Linked DNA regions of Mus musculus: region 1 is linked to region 2. Evidence: chromatin contacts called from ENCODE Hi-C or POLR2A ChIA-PET data. All regions are on one chromosome and are shown on one strand. Each heading gives the region's core, a stretch centred on a gene start or an enhancer-like site at or near the end of the contact. The rest is flanking DNA. Distances are from core to core; before and after follow the strand shown.

The links. A loop is a pair of places that touch in the nucleus more often than their neighbours do. ChIA-PET counts read pairs that join two places held with the same protein, here RNA polymerase II (POLR2A).
Region 1: a map of heart shows a loop between it and region 2 (2.9-fold over the local background). The contact joins the promoter of Ndufa11 here to the promoter of Rfx2 in region 2. A Hi-C loop is called at or near these places in 1 of 37 maps with a recorded cell type or tissue (heart). POLR2A ChIA-PET finds 5 or more read pairs at or near these places in 3 of 5 experiments (all embryonic stem cell).

Annotation. Positions count from the first base shown.
Region 1 is chr17:56,715,123-56,719,784 of GRCm38, forward strand. It overlaps Ndufa11 (NADH:ubiquinone oxidoreductase subunit A11), which reads left to right and starts at 2,640. Exons shown (of 4, transcript NM_027244.1): 1 at 2,640-2,820. The coding sequence starts at 2,718. It overlaps Vmac (vimentin-type intermediate filament associated coiled-coil protein), which reads right to left and starts at 1,799. Exons shown (of 2, transcript NM_178926.3): 1 at 1,512-1,799; 2 at 1-695. The coding sequence starts at 1,702. The coding sequence ends at 362.
Region 2 is chr17:56,828,479-56,833,123 of GRCm38, forward strand. Rfx2 (regulatory factor X, 2 (influences HLA class II expression)) reads right to left here and starts at 2,530. Exons shown (of 17, transcript NM_009056.2): 1 at 2,405-2,530.

The DNA of each region.
Region 1 (4,662 bases), core at 1,390-3,889, 110 kb before region 2:
CCTGGGACCCTGTCCCAAACAGGAAACACCGAGGTTTCAGGGTCAGTCCCCACCATCTCACTGATGCTGGGGTGCCTGTCTGGCTTGGGCTTTGTGTATGCCTGGTGGAGAATGCTCCTCCCAGAGTTACCACCCTTACCTTCATTTGTTTTTGAAACTATTTAAAACCAGTGGAATGTAGCAGATACTCCAGCACTGGGGGGGGGGGGGGGGTTTAAATGAGATCTTGAGTTTTCACTTGTTGTGATGTTTAGATGGGATCCGGGTAATGTCTCAAGACCCCTCTAGGTGATGTCCAGGACTCTAAGAGTGGAATCCCCATGGGGCCGTGACCACAGATTCTGAGATCTGTCAGGACAGCTCACACCGTGGTCCCAAACACAGCAGGCTGCTGGTCGTCCTGGTCGTCCTGGCCCTCCTCCTTTCCCATGTTGTTGCCCAGGGGTGGGCCAGGCCCATCAGGAAGTAGCTGGGCCCTATGGCTGTGGCTGGCCGGCAAGGGGCCCAGTTCCTCTGCCTCCTCCAGGGTGGCCAACAGTGCGGCCAGGGGTGGTCGGTGGCGAGTGATGTCCTGCAGCAGGTCAGCCCGAGGCTGTAGCTGCTGGATCATCTGGTCCCTCTGGTCCACTGCGGCCTGCAGGCTGCGAACTGTGGCCTCAGAGCTCAGCAGCTGCTCTTGGAGGGCAGATATCTCCCTGGTAAGAGGACCAAATAAGGTAGTTACCTACAGGGGGTGGGGGTGGGGGCATCTACCTGCTCCAGAATCCTCTGAGACTCCCTATGTCTCCTCCTGCACTACTTCTTTGTGTGCTTGTTTATGTGCATAGGCGCACACATGTGACAGCAAACATGTGGAAGTCAAGGTACAATTTTCAAGAGTTGGTTCGCTCCTCCTGCCCCATGGGATCAAATTCTTTGTCATTCTTAGTGGCGAGTGTCTTTATACACAGAGCCATTGATGTCATTGGTAAAGCACCCTCAGCCCCACAGCAGGCCTGGCGCTCTGTCATCCCAGCACTCGAGAGATGGAGGCAGAAGGATCAGGGGTTGAAAGCTACATAGTGCCTTTAAGGCCAGCCTTCTCTCAAAAAACAAAACAGTGCCAGTTTTGTGTGTCCTTCGGTAGGACTTCCGCATGGTCACAAATGGTTGTCACAGATCTGACTATTCTATATAGGGGTGTTCTGTGCCTTTGTCTACCGATGTGGGCCCCTACCCAGCAGCTTCCTTCGATCATCAGACACAATACTCTTGCACCTACCGGCAGACTCGGCCTTGTGGGTGGGACAGCTGGCTTCATTTTAACAGTTTGAAATGCTCTCAAGTAACCCAGGCTATACTCTAAAGTCCCCATGTAGTCGAGGATGGCCCGAACTCCTGATCCTCCAGTCTCAGCCCTCCTAGTGCTGTGATGCCGGGCATTTAGTGCTCCGGAAATTTTTGCTCTCGGTTCCCAGCCCTTTCCACCCGCCTCCTTTGGGATGTCCGCCGGGCCTCCTCCAGGGCCTCACCGGTCCTTGGCGCGACCCAGCTCATCCAGGGCGGCGCGCAGGTGCTGGTCGTGGCAGGCCAGGCGCTCGGCCTGCGCACCAATCGTGCGCTCAGCCGCCAGCAGCCGCCTCTCCAGCTCCGCTGCGCGTCGGTGCACGGCGGCCAGGTGCGCGTTCGCCTCCCGGATCTGCAGAGGTGGCGGCGCAGACATGGCCCCCGGCTGCCGTGCAGGCCCCACCCCGCCCTGTCGGGTCACGCCCACAACGCAAGAAGCCCCGCCCCTGAGCCCGACCCCCACCCCCCACCCCCTCCCTCACATGCAGCTGCCAGGCTGCCGCTGCATTAATTTAAACCTTCTCAAGAGGCCCCGCCCAACTTCGAAGTGACGTCAAGAAAGACACGCCCCCCGGAGGAAGGCGTGTGCTTCCTCTTGGGCTCTCACTATTGGCCACGTTTCTACCAGGGGCAGGACTAAGTGCGGCCACGCCCCGTAGCCAATGTTCACGTCCCTTTCAGGACCAGCTCCTGAGTGTGGCTGTGCCTGCGAGTGCAGCGAGGACTTAAAACCAAAGCAGAGTGGGCCTGGTCTCCGTCAATTATAATCCTCACGCTAAATCCTCACGATTGGTCCCCTTGCCCCCAGCCTGGCCACGCCCCCAAATAGTTACACGCGGTCCTGATTGAGATGGGCATGAAACCACACCCCTACACAGTCCGGATCCCTGACGAGCCAACCGCTTTTGCGCTGTGTCCCGCCGCGTCCGTGCAGCTCCGGCTAACTAGGGTATCACTAGCCTCGCGCTGTAATATCTGCCCTGCGATTGTCCTACCTTCTGTTAGTTTCGATCGCTGACCTGCCTGACAGTGTAATGGCTGTCCTGCGACCTGTCAATCCCATCCTTGGATGCACTATCAACATTCTCCGTACTAGAAACCTCGTCTTCGCTAGGGCTGGAGGCGTTTTTCTTCATGGCCTCAGTTTACCTTTCCTGACGTCACGGGCGTCTCTGTCCAGATTCACTTGTGGACCGAGCACGACACAGATCTTGCTACGGGATTAATAAGACCTCGGTACAAACCTGCACTGCGCGCATGCGCGCACGCCTTGTCTGCGTCCAAGGCGTTCAATAAAGTTGCGCGCTGGAAACCTCGCGAGAGTTGACCTAGCCGGCTACCCTTGAGTTCGCCCAGACGCTTTAGGGTCGGCCGAGCAAGCCCAGCTAGGTATGGCGATGGTGAAGCGGTTCTTTGAATCTTACCATGAGGTCCCCGACGGCACCCAGTGTCATCGCAAGACCTACATCACCACGGCCTTAGGCGGCATTTGCGGTGAGCGCGGGCCGGTGGGCGGGCGGAGGGCGGAGGTCTGGAAGCAAAGGTCAGAGGGCGCGCGGAGGTCCCTGGGGCGCCGGGGCGCAATGGCTGTAAAGGCGGAAGAGGTTGAGACTTTTGAGGGGCGTAGACTCGTCAGTGCCTAGGGGCTTCAGAGGTCGTAGGTCAATATCAGGGAGCAAAAGCTGGAGAAAATGTGAAGGTCATTTCAGCGTCGTCAGGAGTTTTTAGGGTTAAGGGGTGATCGGGTCATCGGAGTTTTTGAAGACAAGTTCTAGGGTTGCCTTGGCAAGACTGCAAACCCTCTGTGTAGCGGAGGATGGCCTTGAGGTCTTGATTCTCCTGTCTCCAGTCTGGCCTGCATGATCCTCCTGCCTCAGCTGCCCGAGTGCTGGGATGACAGGGCTACACCCCAATCTAGCCTCTGGAAGATGTTTTTGTTATTTTTGTTTTGTTTTGTTTTGTTTCTATTTTCCGCCACCACGGAACCTATTAATTTGCTCTTATTTTTAAATGATTTAAAGTGATTTAGTTTTGTCTTACGCTCATTGGTGTGTTACCTGTATGTCTTGTGTGTCCGATTCTCTGGAATTGGAGCTGCAGACAGTTGTGAGGTGCCCGTGTGGGGCCTGAGAGTTGAACCCAGGTAATGTGGAAGGGCTGTTCTATTTCTCCAGGACTGAGAGAGAGCCATCTCTCCAGCATGATTTACTATTATTTTGGACATGATCTCCCTATGTAACCCAGGCTGGCTTGGGATTCAAAGAAAGTGTCCCGCCTCTGCCTCCTGAATTCCCAGATTAAAAGTATGCATCATCATGAGGACCTGATTCTGGAAGATTCCAAATAGGGCACACTTGTTTGGAAGGTCAGATGTCCTTTTAAGGCTGTCATGGGGTTACCTTTGGCATTTGAGACTCTTAAGGTGCCCCCTCATGCCTAGTTCATTCACTCACTTATGCTATCCCTCAAGGCCTCATTCAGTCATATATTTCTGGTGTGTCCACAGGCCTCACATTCATGAGTTTACCCAAGGCTTTGCTCCCACAAAGCAGGTGTTGTAGGGTCAGGTGATTGGGGGATTTTAAAACAGACAGAACAAGCCTAGTCGTGGTGGTGCATGCCTTTGAGCCCAGAACTTGGGGGGCAAGGCAGGCAGATCTCTGTGAGGGAGGCCATGGAGAGAACATGGGTGTTGATCCAGAGGAGGACTGTGTGCACTCTTGGTGTCTGGCTGGAGTCTGTCTTGGGTAGATGTGGAGAGTAGGCAGGCCCTTGCCAGAGGTGCCATGTCAGAGCTACTGAGGGAGGAAGTGGACAATTATGTCAGCTTTGAAAATTCTTCCCTGTGTCCTAACTCCTTTGTTCCCAAGCTCCCTGCTTGGCTCCCCTAAGGGGGATATTGCAGAAAGGCAGTGACCCTGCCTTCCCAGCAGGATCTAGCAACTTGGAGGCGTGGTGGAACTCACAATTGAATGAGGGAGGTCTTTGGGGCCTCAGTGGAAGGATGGATGAATAAATGAACGTGGCTTGTGCAACACAGTGAGTGAATGAATGAATGAATGAATGAATTCCTGCCCTGCCGGCACAGCAGTTAGGAATGGATAGCTCCTGGGCGCAGCTGCACCTGGAGGTTCCATGCTGCAGCTGGTGCTCCTGGAGGGTCCCGTGCTGCAGCTGGTGCTCCTGGAGGCGCTCCATGCTGTAGGTGGTGCTCTTGGAGGGTCCCATGTTGCAGGAGGTGCTCCTGGAGGGTCCCATGCTGCAGGTGGTGCTCCTGGAGGGTCCCATGCTGCAGGTGGTACTCCTGGAGGGTCCCATGCTGCAGGTGGTACTCCT
Region 2 (4,645 bases), core at 1,280-3,779:
AGCCTTTATACATGAACTATTAATATTATATGAACACACTTGCTATATTAACATACATTCATATATGGATAATCTACATGAATATTTTCATTATCAATGGGAAGGCTGAGGGGGCTCAGCAGGAGAAAGGAGCTTGCTGCTAAGCCTGGTAACCTGTGTTTGATCTTCAGGGCCATCTCCTGCTTGTCGTCCTCTGATCTCTAATGTACACACCATAGCCCATGCAGATGTTGCAGATGTTCACACACACACACACACACACACACACACACACACACACATAATAAAGATTTTTAAAATGCCACTACTAATACAGTCTAAAGTGCCAGGGATACTTCATGCAGCAAGAGAATGACAGGCTGTATTTTAGAGGGCCAGTGTGTTGACAAGTCCTTCACAGCCCTGTAGTGGCCCTGGGGCTCAGGTATCCACAGTGACCCACCAGACAGGCGGTAGGCCTGATGCTAACAGCCTTAGATTCCTCTCTCTGAGGCCTGAGCCCTCCTTCTCCAGTGGGAGTGGATGAGTGGCCACACCTGGGTGGATTTTCTAGTCCATTCAGTCCCTGAACCCAAGCTCCACTGAGGACCGGCAGGGACTCAGCCAGAGCTCAGTCCCATCAAACAGGCACCTTCACAGGCTGAGGCTGACGTTAAAAACTCAAACAGGAAAACATTTTAAGAGAAGTTTTACGTCATTATTATTTTATTAATATCATCACTGTTCTAGAATTGTCTTCGCTTCACTTTAAGTTTAAAGCTCATTCCACTGGCAGGGAGATGCGCAGGTAAGGGCTCTTGCCACCAAGTGTACTGAGCTCCCAAGATCAAGTGCTGAAGGGAGTCTCCTGTAATCTGTCCTCTAACCTCCGGGGGTGTGTGCACGTGCAGTATAGTCACACACAATAAATACACGTAAAAATTTAAATCGGAAAGCAAATCACTTTTGACAATAAGAAAAGAGTCATCTGACTCCCGAGGACCTGACGGCCACTTCTGAGGAGGGACCCACTGTCCTCTGCGCCGTGGCCCCAACTGAACTCTGTTCCCTTCAAGGAAAAAGGGAGCAAAAAGTAGAAGCAAGCCAGGGCTGGAGGAGTGGGGGTCATCAGGGTCAAGAGAGGCGAGTGGTGGTTATGATTACAACACATTATACACACAGGAGAAGGCCACACTTATGTACATGCTAATAAAGTTACATTTATTAACACTCAATCGTTGTAGGATTTTTCCTGGGGGACCTGAGTACCGGAGTGTTCCGGAGACGTACTAAAGTAGGGGTGAAGTCTCAGGAGAGACAGCGGTCCCAGCTGTTTCTTGGTGCGTTCCCCGCCCCAACTCCCCTCCCCGCCACCCTAGGGGGCTCTGTCCGGAACCGAGCTCTCTAGGGTCCAAGGAAACAACCGCAGCCCTAGCGAATCCCAACTGCGAACTCGGATATGACCCATGGAAAGGGGCGAGGAAGACAATCCGGTGTTTTGGGATGTGCTGCCTGTGCACAGGAGGGCTGCGCACGCACTCTCCCGGCCTCCTGGATCTTCCTACAAACGGTTCACACAATATTTTCCTTCGGGAAAGTTTTCTAGATTGGGGATCTCGGCAAAGAGGACGCTATGGGTGCGCTTGAGCTTCCCGGAGCGGCATGGTAAAGGACCCCCAAACGCAGCGGTGTCGGGTTCCAGGGGAGAGTGGTCCGAGGATTTGGGGCGCCGGGGGTATTTGGGATGGGCAAGAAAACGCGAAGGGAGGAGTTCCTTCCAGAACAGAACAAACGCAGTGACTATTTTGGTCAAAGCACAAGAAAACGGTGCCGGAGCCCCCAAATCCTAAGTCAAGAAGGAAACCCGAGGGTCAGAACTATGAGGCAAGCAGAAGAGTACCCTCGGAGTTAAGTACATGGATAAAAGCCAGAACCCCGATTTCATAAGTATAAAAGGGAGACGGTGCCTCTGGGTTTTCAGACTTGGACGAGAATGGCTGGCTCTGTGGGAGCCCCCAACTCAGGTTTTAGGGGGATGACAGCAAGGAGCGGGTTTGGGGCAACTCCAATTCAGGCTTTGGGAGTAGTCAAAGAGAGGACTGACTAGTTTGAGGGCGCCTCCGAGTTTCAGGTGTTGTGGAGTAAGAGACAAGGAGGGGTCTTCTGGAGTCCCCGCTCCTCAAAGTCAGATTTAGTGCGTCAAAGGCGAGAAGAGATCGCTTCACTTTACAAACTTTTGAGAGTGTGAGAGGGGTTCCACCCAGCCCAGGGCTCCCCCAAATCAGAGGCGCCTATCAGGATTGGATGAGGTTGGCGTCTGCAAAGTTGGGGCGCCGGGTCCGGCCGCGCCCGCCCCCGCGACCCCCCTCCAGCGGGGTCCCCCCCCCCTCCGCCACCGCCCCCTGCCCCGGCCCGCACCGCTCACCTGGAGTTCGGCAGGGAGTTCCGGTAGCGGCTCCCGCGGCGTCGGCCGCTGCGTGTCGCTCCGCGTTGGTAAGTAACAGTCTCCACGGCTACAGTCTCTATGGCGGCGGCGGTGGCGGCGCCGGCCGCTCCTCCTCCGGCTCCCGCCGCCCTCCCGCCCGCCCGCAGCGCCCGCCCGCAGCAGGCGCCCGCCCGCCTCAGCCTCGCGCTGCCCTCACGGGGCGGGGCGTTGCGCCCGGCAACGGTTACCAAGCTGCACGCCCCGCCCCCTCCAACGGCCCGCCCATGCCCGCCTCCAACGGCCTCGGGGAGGGCGGGCGATCTCCCCATTGGCTTTCATAGTGCCCGTCAGAGGTGAAGGGGCAGGTCCTTGGGTAGAATACCAGCCAATCGCTGAGAAGGAGGGCGGGGCCTGGCGGGAGGCGCGCGGCTCCCGGGAAGGGTTGGCTCTAAGGAGGTGCGCGAGGGCCCACTGGTGGCAGTGCGTGTTTTGCGGAGTTACGGTGATTCCGCTAGACCGGAGGCGCTCACCGTCTAAGGGGAGCAGCAGACTCTGGCCTTGCGCCTGCTCTTTCATGGTCCACAAACTGAAAACTTTTTTTTTAAAGATTGTTGTCTATGCGTGTGCATGCAATGCGCATGAAGACCCGAAGAGAGCGTTGGATCGCCCTGGAACCAGAGTGACCGTCTGCTATGAGCCGCCTAATTGAGCAGGGACCGATCCCGGGTCCTCTGCAAGAGCAGAAGCCTCCTCTCCAGCGCTTCTCCTTTTTTTTTTTTTTTTTTTTTTTTTTTTGAGCCGGTGTCTTGTATACACTCACTACACCGCTTAAGCTGGCCTCCAACACCTGATTTTCCTGGCTCCATCTCCTAGTGCTGGGATGATGGGTGTGTGTTCACCAGTCCTGGCTAAGCTGACAACTCCTCACCCACCCCATCTCGCTTCTCTGTCCTCTCTGGTTCATATATATATACAGGTCTCAATGTGGACTCTTCATAAAGCTTATATTTTGGTGGGATGACACAAACAGAATGAAAAGTTAACGCAAAAGGAAAGGTTTAAACCCAGAGACCCAAGTGCGGAGGAGCTGTCAGACCATAGCTCCATTCATTCATTCATTCATTCATTCATTGAACGTCCAATTGCACCAGTGAACATGGGTAATTTGGGCTTATGTGCCCAAAGCGGTGAGTCAGGGTCTTGCTAAGTAGTCCAAGCTAGACTAGATTCCCACTATGTAGTCCAAGTTAATGTTCTTTTTGTCTTAGGTCCTTGACTACTAGGGTGAGAGGCAGGTGCCACCAAGCATTTGTGCACAGTCTAACTCATGAAATCCTGAACTTAGGCCGCGAGAAAGGCAGTAGACGCTGCCTCTAGGACTGGAGTTTCCAAAATAAATATATTGGAGCAACTGGAAGCCTGGTGCCACAACACCACTTTGTTGGCTGCCTACACTACAAAGCTAGTGTCCGGTCCCCATCCCCCACCCCCACCCCCACCCCCGTGCTGAGAGACCCAGTCCCATAGACTCAACTGTAACTATCATGGAGGCAAATGGCTATGCATGAATGAGCCTGAATCTGTTTGGACCAAACTGTGGCCCTTCAGAACTCATTGGTTTTAGAGACTGAGAAGTGTGTCCCCAGAGCTCATGGGTTGGAAACCTGGTCTTTAGCAAGGAGACTGTGGAAAGAAGTGCAGGAGGGTTTCTAGACCTGGGACACTTGTGGATGGGAAGGAAAGAGAACCTCTCATCTCAGCCACACACCTCAGAGTTCTAAGCCTCTCACTCGCTGACGATACAGCTGGCTCACTCCTTACATAGAGTTTTAGTATTTTTACATTTATTTCTTTAGGATGTGATATGTACATGATATGATACACATGTGATCAGATGACAACTTGTGAACACTTTCTGCCTTTCCCCTGTGTCCTCCAAGGATCATTCGGCTTGGCAGAAAGCCCTGTTCCCCTCTTCCAAACATATGTTTTTTATGTTAGAGTAACAATGGCAGGCAGGAGTCAGGGTTTTTTATTTTTTTGTTTTTTGTTTTCCCCCAGTTTTTTTTCCATGTCAACTATCCAGGATTCACCTGTGAGTTTACTTGGGTTTCTCAGAAACCCCTTTGGAAGACAAGAGCTGTGAATCTGCCAGGTCCTGCATGGCCTTGGTGGGGACAAAATGACATGGTTCCTGCCCCTGGGACAGGGCCATTGGGCATGGGCCTACTAGAATGTCAA